Regions from separate parts of the Homo sapiens genome. Here regions 2 and 3 are each linked to region 1. Evidence: chromatin contacts called from ENCODE Hi-C or POLR2A ChIA-PET data. All regions are on one chromosome and are shown on one strand. Each heading gives the region's core, a stretch centred on a gene start or an enhancer-like site at or near the end of the contact. The rest is flanking DNA. Distances are from core to core; before and after follow the strand shown. Region 1 holds the start of WNK3 (WNK lysine deficient protein kinase 3). Region 2 holds the start of FAM120C (family with sequence similarity 120 member C). Region 3 holds the start of FGD1 (FYVE, RhoGEF and PH domain containing 1).

What was found. Hi-C counts contacts between places; a loop is a spot of excess contacts on that map. ChIA-PET counts read pairs that join two places held with the same protein, here RNA polymerase II (POLR2A). Pooled maps may share reads with other maps.
Region 2: a loop to region 1 is called in a map of dorsolateral prefrontal cortex, with 5 times the contacts of the local background. The contact joins the promoter of FAM120C here to the promoter of WNK3 in region 1. A Hi-C loop is called at or near these places in 11 of 168 maps with a recorded cell type or tissue (A673, CD4-positive, alpha-beta T cell, CD4-positive, alpha-beta memory T cell and 8 more), 3 of 37 single-sample maps with no recorded cell type and 24 of 50 pooled maps. POLR2A ChIA-PET finds 5 or more read pairs at or near these places in 5 of 52 experiments (A549, HEK293T, WTC11 and 1 more).
Region 3: a map of sigmoid colon shows a loop between it and region 1 (4-fold over the local background). The contact joins the promoter of FGD1 here to the promoter of WNK3 in region 1. A Hi-C loop is called at or near these places in 2 of 168 maps with a recorded cell type or tissue (ascending aorta and sigmoid colon) and 9 of 50 pooled maps. POLR2A ChIA-PET finds 5 or more read pairs at or near these places in 1 of 52 experiments (WTC11).

Annotation. Positions count from the first base shown.
Region 1 is chrX:54,356,201-54,359,827 of GRCh38, forward strand. It overlaps WNK3 (WNK lysine deficient protein kinase 3), which reads right to left and starts at 1,846. Exons shown (of 24, transcript NM_020922.5): 1 at 1,486-1,846.
Region 2 is chrX:54,181,186-54,184,812 of GRCh38, forward strand. It overlaps FAM120C (family with sequence similarity 120 member C), which reads right to left and starts at 2,069. Exons shown (of 16, transcript NM_017848.6): 1 at 1,315-2,069. The coding sequence starts at 2,013. RefSeq lists silencers at 1,562-1,611, 1,622-1,831, 2,402-2,501.
Region 3 is chrX:54,494,146-54,497,772 of GRCh38, forward strand. FGD1 (FYVE, RhoGEF and PH domain containing 1) reads right to left here and starts at 2,089. Exons shown (of 18, transcript NM_004463.3): 1 at 981-2,089. The coding sequence starts at 1,287. RefSeq lists a silencer at 2,152-2,201.

The DNA.
Region 1 (3,627 bases), core at 596-3,095:
TGTTCACGTAATCTGTTGTAATTTAAACTCACACCAAAAAGCGAGTGCCAATTTTCAAAGATAAATTCGTAATGACCAAAAAAAATGTACAATTATTTTAGTTCAAAGTCAGCTTTAGTGGATTTTTTAAGACAGAGTCTCGCTCTGTCGCCCAGGCTAGAGTGCAGTGGCACAATCTTGGCTAGCTGCAACCTCTGCCTCCCAGGTTCAAGAGATTCTTCTGCCTCAGCCTCCCAAGTAGCTGGGATTACAGGCACGCTCCACCACGCCCGGCTAAGCTTTAGTGCATTTTTGCTATCCTTTAATGCAAGGTATCTTTCCCTTGAGCTGTCGAGTTTAAACAATTTTTAAACTCATCAATCCAAAGGATAGAGACCGTCTTAAAAGACACCCGCTGCTCTGTCACATACTAAGACCTCTTCAAAAGTTCTCTTGGTATTACAACTTACTATAGATGAAAAACAGATAACGGTATCTCCAAAAATTGGATACAATCACTACTATGCAGAAGATTTTCACAACTCAAAAGCTGTTTTATTCATATAATTGTCTCAATCAACAGTAACTCTTAAGAAAAAATAGCCATACTATTCGCATCTGTTTTGAGGGTTCAGTCTCATTTTAACAGTCTCTCAACCCCCAAGATACGGAGATACTCACGTGCAGGATTTCCACCCCCACCCCATTATATAAATGTTTCACCACTTTTAACTAGTCAAACAAAACCTCTTTCAGTACAGTGAAGCCACCTCACCACTTTCATCCTCACCTATCATACCATCTCCTCCCCATCCCCAACCTGTCAGTCACACAACACACACCACCCCTTCCCAAATAACACCTCAGAATCTCCTTGAGCCTAACACATTTACACAAGCCAGCAATATTTCTCACCCCATCCTGTCCCTCACACATCAGCTGAACCTCTGAAATAAATCTACTCTTTCCTTCATCCTATTCCCATCAATACAACTGAACTTCCCACACCCGAAGCGATCTTCCCTTTCAGTAGCTTCAATCTCACTTAAGTGATCACTCAGTCCTTTGTCAACCGTCTCCTGTCCCCCTCCTGTATCCTCCTCACCTTCCCCGTCCCCTGGTCTTCCATCAGCTCCCAAAGTTGTCACCCCTCAACAACAACCAAAAAAAAAATCAAAAACAAAAAAGAAAACAAAACAAAAAACGCACCTCAGCCTCAAACCTGCCCTTCCCCACTTTCCCCCTGTTCATTTTCCTCTCCGCCTATTCAGCAGTTTCGACAGCCCCTTAGCCCGGAGCCCGGCCTCGTCCGGTACCGACTGGTGAAGGCACTCACCCTGCTTCGGTCAAGCCGCCCCCCGCTAGGGCGCTTACTCCTAACAGACTCTTGGCCGCCGCTGCCTCCCTCCATTCATCCCTGGCCCATTCATCTCTCAGCCCGATCCCAGACACGCCCCCCGGCCTCCTCCCTCTCTCCTAGCGCCCCGGCCGGCCCGGGACCCTCACCAGATTAGAGGCTCTCGCAAAGGAAGACTCTCTTACTCTTTTCGCTTCTCCCTCGCCCTCTCTCGAGCCTCCTCTCGCCCCACGACGAGCCACACCGTAGAATAGACACATACACACACACCGCCTCCTCCTCGATCGCCTCCTCCGATGCTTCTTACTCCTCTCCTCGATGTCTCGAGCTCCGCTCCGCGTCGTGTGCGCTTGCGCGCGCGAGCGTCTCCCCGCGAGCCCACCGGGCCAGCTACGGCCGGTAGGTAAAGAGCGGGCGGAGAGAGGGGAGCGGGGTACGAGCCCAAGCTCGCGCTCGGCCCGGAGCTGAGCAGACGCACGCGTACTCCAGCCAGGGAATTCGGACGGGTAGGAGAGAGGGGCGGAGGGGGGGCGGGGAAGGGAGGGGAGAACAGAAGAGGGGGAGGGGCGGAGAAAGCCAACGGAGCAGCCCCAACTCGGAACCGCCCCTATCGCAGCGAGGTGCCGAGTGGCCAGCCAACTAGAGTGCGCGCACGCCTCCCGCCCCCCTCGGCGCCGCGGGAGAGAGGGATGCGCGTCGAGGAGAAAGGCTTCTCCCCATTCCAAAGAGAAAATCTCTTAGAGGAAGCACGCGCGACATCTCCTGTGTGTTCCGAAGCGCTCTCGCTCTCTCTCAGCTGCTCTACCCTCTCCCCTCAGAGAAGAAGAAGAAGAAGAAAAGTCCAAGCACACACTACTTCCTAGCCCCCCACTGCCCACCCTTGGGTCTCCGCGAGCCTCTGAATGCTGTAGCGCCGCTGTTAGGAGGTGGTACCCGCCGGCACCTTTTCGCCCGCCACCCCTGACTCCCTTTTTCCAACTCCCGGGATTTCTCGCGAGACCCATACCTGCCGGCTTTGGGATTAGAAGTCGAAGCACCGATTTACAAATACTGGCCTCCCAGTTACGTTGCGGGGGCAACAGCCACGGCATGTCTCCCCCGCCCCCCAGGACCGCAGTGCGCGCGCGCGGGGGCTGGGAAACGACCAAAGCAGGGATGGGAAAGGGAAGCTATGAAACTGATTTTTGACGGCATGTAACCGCTAGGCCTGGGCACGTGCCCTGCGCCTCGCAGACGGGTGCGATGTACCCTGGGAATTGTAGTTTTTCTTCCCACCTATGGTCCGACTCCCACCCTCAGTTTTACTTAGGCCTCTGACCGGGAGGGGGATTTCCGACGCCATTTTGCCGGGAACAATGGCCCTCGGCCCTGATGGTGGCAGGTGGGGGAGGGAGCAATGGTTTTAAGGGTTCGGTGAACCTCCTCGGCCCCTTGGTGCCATAGCAACCCCTTCAGAGACCTGGTCCCGCCCCCTCGCCGCCGCCAGGCTTCTAGAGCGCGCGCATGCGGAAAGGCTGCCTCCCACTGAGACTGGCTCTCTGTGTCTCCCACCGGCCACCTCCTTGAAAAACTCCCAGATCCTCTAGCTGGTAGTGAATGCTGCCTCCTTCGAGCTTTCGGTACATGTTAGCCTCGGCGCAGCGGCTTCAAACTGCTTCCTGTGCTATGCCAGAAGCAGTATAGAATTGTTTCCGTCATTCTCCCATGAATAATCCCGGCCCGACAGAGGAGGAAATTGAGGCTCAGGAGGGGAAATGGACATGAATTGCTCAACTTCATACTATTTGTGGAGTTAGAACTTGAACCCAGGTGTGCTCACTCCAGAGCCGAGGCATTTTTCAATCTCCCGGGAGTCATCTGGTGGCGCAGCTAAAGGGCAGGGCATTCTTTTCGAATGCCCCTCAAGCTAGGAGGCTGTGTGGGAAATATCTGACTAATGCTTTCAGCCCTCCAGCCTCGGCCCTATCACTGAGTTATCCCTTCTCCACTACCTATTTTTCTTTTCCTGCTGTAGGCCTCAGAAATCTCAGTCTTTTTCAGCTCTTTAAAACAGCACAATCAATACATTTAACTCAGGTTTCCAAAGTCCAAATAAAGTGTAATGGTTTATCTTTGACTTTGTAAGGGGGGGGTGAGTATAATGATGGGAGGCCTTGTAGCCCTATCTCTTGCCTCTGTCCCTTCCTTATTAATTTCCATATTGCCAGAATATGTAAGGAAACCGGACCATGCCCTTAATACATTCAAACTCCCATCTTTCCGTTTTGACAACGGAGGGAGATGCTGAGGAA
Region 2 (3,627 bases), core at 819-3,318, 170 kb before region 1:
TTAGGTCTTTTAGTCTCTGAGCTAAAATTTCTTTCCTCCTCATTACTCCAGCCGACACCACTTCTTAAGTGATTCCCACAATCCCCTGTTCTGTCTAACTGTAAGGACAACCCCCAAGAACCTTGGTTGGGGAAATAGGTTTGCGGTTTCTTTCTACCCAACCCTGTACTACTTTTCTTTTTCTTCTTCCTGCCCACCTCCTTTACTTCCCAAGCCTTGCTATTCTCTACACGTAGGAACTTGAAACCTAAGAGTATGGGAAAGCAACAGAGCAGCAGCAGTGGTGCCAAGAACTGGGGATGCTGCCAAGCTGTTCCCCAGGCCCCATATGCAGTGACCCAACTACATGCAGATTGGACTTAACTGCCTATGGGGCCTTGCACACTTAATATTCCTTTTTGCTTCTGCTCATTTTCTTCCTCCCACTTAAAGCAGCCTCCTCCCAAGCTTGTGACTCATTCAAATCCAATCCACCTTTGAAGACCCAGGTGAGGTCCGACTTCTTCAGGGAAGCCTCCCCTGACCACTTTAGTCCAAAGATATCCCACCACTCCCACATACAGAAAACAGGAACTGTACTTACTGTCTGGACCATAAGGCATAATCACATACACATTGCTATAATTAAATGTTTCATGTGTATACATTTAACTTTCCAAGGGCATGAGCAGTGTCTCACATGTCTTTAAAACCCTTACACTCAGTGAGTTAATACTTGCTGAACAGTGACTGAATCAGTGGGTTTTTATGTGTTTAGGCTAAGGCAGGAGGAAGAAGATGCATGTTGAAATGAAAAAGGCTGAATGGACACAGATGGGTAAAAAAGCAGCAGTGGGTGAAGACGGAAAAACAATGTAGAAGAAAGGTGTTCAGTTCACACCTGCTTAAGTGATTTACTGCGAGGTTGGAAAGAGATACAGGAGAGAGATGTCAACTGGCAAAAGCAGGGTAAAGGCATTTCAGTTTGAGGCAGAAGACACCAGGAGAAAGATGAGGCTACAAAAGAAATTCTGACTAGATTCTGCTGAAACCTAGTGGTAGGCCAATTGGATAAGGGAAGCTAAAGGGAGCTACTGGGATGACATGAGTAGAGATATGGCCATGTAGGTGAGTGAATCCGTAGGGGGTGGTATGAAGGGGGAGGTAAATGGATAAAATGGTAGAGGGTAGTTAGGCAGGTAGGTTAGCTGTTGGGCGGGTAGGTGGGTGGGTAGATGGGAGGTAGGGTAGTGGGTAAGTGGGTAGGTGGTTAGGTATTTAGTTGGGAGGGAATAGGTGTGGGGCTTATTATTTAAGATCCGGCCCCTCCCTCACCTTGACCCGGAAGCGGATGAGTGCTAGCCTCACGCAGTGGCTCAGGCAGGCCGGTGGCAGGAACCAGGCCCGCGGTGGAGGGGTGCCCTTGTTGCCCACGTGTCCCACGATCAGTTGCGCTGTCTGCCGCTCGGCCTGGCACCGACGGCCCCACTCGGCCAGCCGGTCCTTGCCCAGGCCCCCCGGGAACATGACCACGAGCTCCAGGCCGTCGCCGCCAGGATAGGCACAAGCCTGGCACAGCGCTGACAAGTAGCCCAGCATGGCGTTCCATTGGCCGCCACACACCCAATCCGTCTGGTAGCCGCCATAGAGCCGCGGCAGCGCCGAGCCGGCGTCCACCAGCACCCGGGCCCCGGGCAGCTGAGGGGGCGGCGGCGGCGGCAGCGGAGGGTGCAGCCCGGGCTGCGCTTGGCCATGATGGTGGAAGTGGTGAGCGGGGTGATGGTGCCGAGTCGGCCCCGCGCCCCCGGAGTAGGCACCCAAGGCAGCGGGCGGAAGCGGCGGTTGCAGAGGCACGGAGCCCCTGGCGGCGCGTGGAGCCCCGGGCGCTAGGGCTGCAGTCGGCGGCAGCTGGCGGTGCAAGTGCTGCTGCTGCTGCTGGCGCGAGACCGTGCGCGCGAGTTTTAGGAGGTCCACGGGCACCACGGCCCCGGGACAGCGCTTCTCCAGGAACTCTTGGAAGCCCTGGACACCCATGCTTCGTCGGTGGGCAGACGCGATAGCGGCTGCGCAAGCAGGATAGGCGACGATCTGGGCGCGAAGCTGGGGGCGGGCGCGTGCGCACTCCGCGGGGGGCGAGGGGGGGCGGGAAAAGGATTCCCGAGGGGAGGGGTGAGGAAGCGAGGGAATGAGGGCGGGGAGGGGAGGAGACCACAAATTGGATTTGGGTAGAGAGAAGGGGAGGGGCAGACCGGACCCGGGAGAGGCTGGGAGGATAAAAGCGAGGATGGGCTCTAGTCACTTCTCTTTTTTCTCCTTTCCGGCCGCTCTTCTTCCCGCTTTAGAAGGGGTGAAGCCTCTTTCTTCCACCTCCGGGAGCCATGTTGCCTCGTCTTCTCGGTGGTACACGCTTTCTAGCTGGAGGAAGGGGAGCGAGGAGGGGCGGGGCGGGGCGGGGAGAGGGGCATCTTGGTAGTTGTAGTCTTCTCTATGGCCTTAGGATATAGTCGAGGAACCAGACTACCACCCTTCTCAGCCCTTGTGCTCACAGGGTCACAGGAAGCGGGGCGTGATGATGAGTGTTTAGGAGTTGCACTCCAACTCCTTGCATCTCACTGAGTTGCTTAGGTTATTTACTGCTTTTTCCTGGAAAAAGAGTTTTGGGGGATGGATTGATGCATCATGGGAATGGAAGTTAGAGTGGATTGACTGAATTCAGCTAAAGTGAGCTAAAACTCCCCAGGAGGGAGGATTTTCCCCTTAGTGGAAAGATAATATTTAAAGAGCTGTTGGTCCCAATTAAGAAAGACGTAACTGGTCGGGCGCGGTGGCTCACGCCTGTAATCCCTCCGAGGCGGGCAGATCACGAGGTTAGGAGATCGAGACCATCCTGGCCAACATGGTGAAACCCCGTCTCTACTAAAAATACAAAAAGTAGCCGGGCGTGGTGGCACGTGCCTGTAATCCCAGCTACTGGGGAAGCTGAGGCAGGAGAATCGCTTGAACCTGGGAGGCGGAGGTTGCAGTGAGCCAAAATCATGTCACCGTACTCCAGCCTGGTGACAGAGCCAGACTCCGTCTCAAAAATAAATAAATAAATAAAAAGAAACTTACATTATTTACTTGCCTAAGGCAATGCAGAGACAAAGTTAAATCGAATATCCTTGCCCTCAGCATCTCTTTGGGCAGGGAGATAATTACCAACACAAATTACATTACAAATTGTACCTTTTTGGTACTCCTAGATCCACTATGTCCTATGGTTAGGGCCTTTGGTTTCCAAACTTCATTGTGTTTTAGTCTGTCGGGAGCTTTTCTAAATAGCTGCAAGGGCTCTAATTTCAGATGTATGGAGTCATAATCTTTTGAAAAATGTATTTTCAACATACTGAGATGAAACAGATGCAGTGCCTGTCTTCTTTCTGGCTTTTAGGGCCGGCCCACTCTTTCAGCAGGAATAAAGCAGAAAACAAGATCTGAAATGAGTAGTAGCCAGATCTGGCTTGGAACTTACTGGAAGATGGGAGATAATGGCAGGCAGAGTTAGAATGCAGAAGTGCAGAACCCAAGAGTGATCGGGATGAATGAGATAGGGGAATACTCTATTAGGATGCAAAAGCAAAAAAGCTTCAAGCTACATAAAAGAAATTA
Region 3 (3,627 bases), core at 839-3,338, 140 kb after region 1:
AAACCATCCTGATTTCACATCACAACCAACCTCGTGGACCTGCAGCTCTCCAGCTCCTGCTACAACTGGCTTCTGCCTCTGTTGGCTTTTCTGCTGTCTCCCTACCTATCAGCCCCTCCAGCCTTCTCCTCTAGCCTGACTCCCAAGGCCCACCTCTTCCACCTTTCTCTCTCAGCACCTTCTACTCCTTCCTTCCCTTGTTCTCCCGCCACACACACCTGGCAAAATCTCAACCTTGGATCAATCCACCGTCTTTCTTTTTTTTTTTTTTTTTTTTTTTTTCCGCTCATACTCCAGGGCTGCTGAATAGTACAGGAGAAAATCACATAAGCAGAAGGCTTGGCATTACTTTCATGGTCTCCAGCCTCAGTTTGGGGAAGCAGAAAGACCACAGACTTTGGACACAAACAGATCTGGTTTGAATCGTGGCTCCATACTAGCTGTGTGACCTTGGGCAAGTTGCTTAACTTCTCTGAGCTTCAGTTTCCTTCCCTACAAAATGGGACTAATGGTATCTACTTCATGAGGGTTCCTGAAGCTGAAATGAAAATCCATGTAAAGCACCCAGTCCAGTGCCTGGTACAATGTAGGCGCTTGGCAAATGTAAGGCTCCTTTTTTTCTTCTGTTCTCCAAACGAAACCCTGGTTTCCCCAACCAAATATCCAAGGATTGCTGCCTTGCAATCCTCCCTCTTTTTCTCGCGAGTGCTCCCTCTCCCATTAGCCTCAGCAGACAGAGGAGAAGGGGGTTGGAGAGGTTGAGGGGCACAAGGGACAGAGAGAGGAGATGGGGACAGAGGTTGAAAGGACTGGACATAAGGCCAAGGGACGTGGGGAGGAGGAGGGGTTTGAGGGAACCCAAAGGGCCGAGGTAAGCGAGCCTGTTCCGAGGTGGGGCTTAGAGGGCTCGAGAACAAGAACCCGCTCCCAGTACCAGGCCCGTGGCCCGGGCTCCCATGCTCTCTCAGTCGCTCACTCACCAGGCCGAGGCTGCGAGCCCTCCAGGTGGTAAGAGAAGCGCAGGGCCCGGTGGTGCTGTGGACTGGGACCGCAGGGCAAGACCCGGTGGCCTGGAGCAGCGCCCAGGCTGGTGTCCGAGGGTCCGACAAACTGGGGATCCAGTGGGCCGCCAAGAGCCGAACCTGAGCCCCTGCGCGCCAGCAGTCCGGGTTCCGAGGCTCCAGGGTCCGAGTCGGCACAGGCCGGCGGAGCGGCGCCCGGCGGGTTCGTGGCCGGGTGTTCGGGCTCCGAAGGCCCGGCGCCCCCCGGGGCTCGGTGGCCATGCATGGTCCGGGCCTGGGCGCGGGGCCCGAGCTCCCCGCTTGGCTCCAGCTCCTGGGGCGGAGGCGCGGGCGGAGGAGGCCCGGCGCCCGGCGGAGCAGCGGCCTCAGGATCGGGGGGCGGGACTGCGGGCTCAGCCCCACTGCAGAGACTCAAGCCCCCAGCCCGGGCCCGGGCCAGCAGCCGTGGCAGCGGTGGCAGTAGCAGCAGCAGCAGCCGCGGCCACCGCCGCTGCCGTGCCAGGCATCGCCGGCCCCGGCCCCGGCCCCGCGCGGGGAGTGGGCTCGGCGGGGCCGGGGGCCCGCTGGGGAGCGCTGTCTATGCGGCTGCGGTTGGGCGAGGGTTGGAGGGCTACGCTCGGCGGGGACTCTCCGGTGGACGGCGAGCCACTTCCGTGGCCCCGGGGCGAGAAGTCGGTCGGATCCAAGTGCGGGGTCTCTTCTTTCTCCCCGAATGGGAATAGATCTGGGCTCTCCTGGCTGGTTGGGAAGCGTTCTTCCTCCCGCCGCAGCCGAGGCCGGGGGCGGAGGAGAGGGGAGGGGAGAGGAGGGGAGGGAAGAGAGAACGGCGGTGGCCGGGGGCGCGCGTGTGCGCTGCGCTTGGGCTGCGGGGCTCGCCTTCAGCCAGTAGTCCCAGACGATGCTCCAGCCGCGGGGGCAGGAGAACGGCCTGGGCCGGGCTCCACCGTCCTCCCCAGCTTCAGCCTGGGTCTCGGCGGCGGCGGGCGGGAAGGAGCCCTGGGAAGGGGGGTGGGGAGGCGGGAGCCTCGCAGAGGCAGCCGCAGCCACAGCGGCACTGGGACCCAGTTACCGGGGCCCCGCCCCCTCGCCCGGGATTTGCGCCTGACCACGCCCCCTCGCTCGGGGCCGCCTCACTTCTCGCTGCTACCGCTCTCAAGGCCCTCCTGCCCCTTAAAAAATTCCCCCTCAGCCTGCTTTCCCCACAGGCAAGTCTCCGGGCTCAACCCCCTCCCCCCATATCTGCCCTTCCATCCCATCTCAGGTCTTCCCCCCTCTGCTTGCCGTTCACTCTCTTTTCCAAAACCCTTTCTTCATGTTCCTGAGTGTTCCTAGGGCTTGGCTCATAGAGGACCTGTCTCTGATTCTCCTTCACTTTGCTCAGACCAGATATCTTGGTCCCTTACTTAGTCACTTTCTTAAATACCCTCAGTTCCCTGATTTGTCGCATCCGCCTGGCAACATCCCAGTCTTGAATCGGTCCAACTGTCCGCCTTTTCCATGCCTGCGCCCAGGCAGCTAAACATTGCTGGGGAAAACTATTCAACTTCACAGATTTGTGCCACTATAAACCCATGGTTCCCAGCTTCTACCAGGCCCTCAGTTTTGACCCACAACCCTACTAGTCAGCTCTCCCTCTGTTCTCCACAGTGACCATTTCAAACCTTCTCCTTTCCCCTCAAACCCCAAGTGCTCCATCTGCCCTGTAACCCTCAGCAAATAACCTGACCTGCTGCAGAGAGTAAACAGAGCCACCGTAGAGGAAGCTCTTGACTTTTTGCTACGAAGCCTAGGAATTTGTCCTTGCTCCTTCCCAACAGCATCTAAACATAGACCTCTTCCATCTAAAAACAAATAAACAATTACCAAGAATTCTGCCTCTCCAACCACCTCCTTCTCTTCTCTTCTACAAACTTCTCAAAAGAGTTGCCTACACCCAACTGTCTTCATTTTCCCACCTCCCACTTATCTTTCAACCCACTCCAATCTGCCTCCACTACTTGCTTGAAACTGCTCTCTCTCATCAGGGTCTGCCATGAAACATCTCACTAAATCCCATAGAATCTTTTCTTTTTTTTTTTTTTTGAGACAAGAGTCTCACTCTGTCGCCCAGGCTGGAATGCAGCGGCACGATCTCGGCTCACTACAATCTCCGCCTCCTGGGTTCAAGCGATTCTTCTGCCTCAGCCTCCCGAGTAGCTACGCCCAGCTATTTTTTTGTATTTTTAGTAGAGACGGGGTTTCACCATACTGGCCAGGCTTGTCTCGAACTTCTAACCTTGTAATTCGCCGGCCTCTGTCTCCCAAAGTGCTGGGATTACAGGCGTCAGCCACCGCGCCCAGCCCCCATAGAATCTTTTCAGAGGTTATCCTACTTGGTTTCTTGATAGCATTTGGCACTGTTGACCACTCCCTCCTCCTTAAACCACTTCCATGACACTGCACTTTCCTTGTTTTTCTTCTACTTCCTTAGTAATTCTTTTTTTACTTTCCAGGCTCCTCTTTGTCCAACGCTTTATGCTGGTGCTCTTCAGGGCTTTGGCCTGAGCGCTCTTGTCCTCTCTCTACATGTGATTTTTTTTTCTTTCTTTCTTTCTGAGACAGAGTC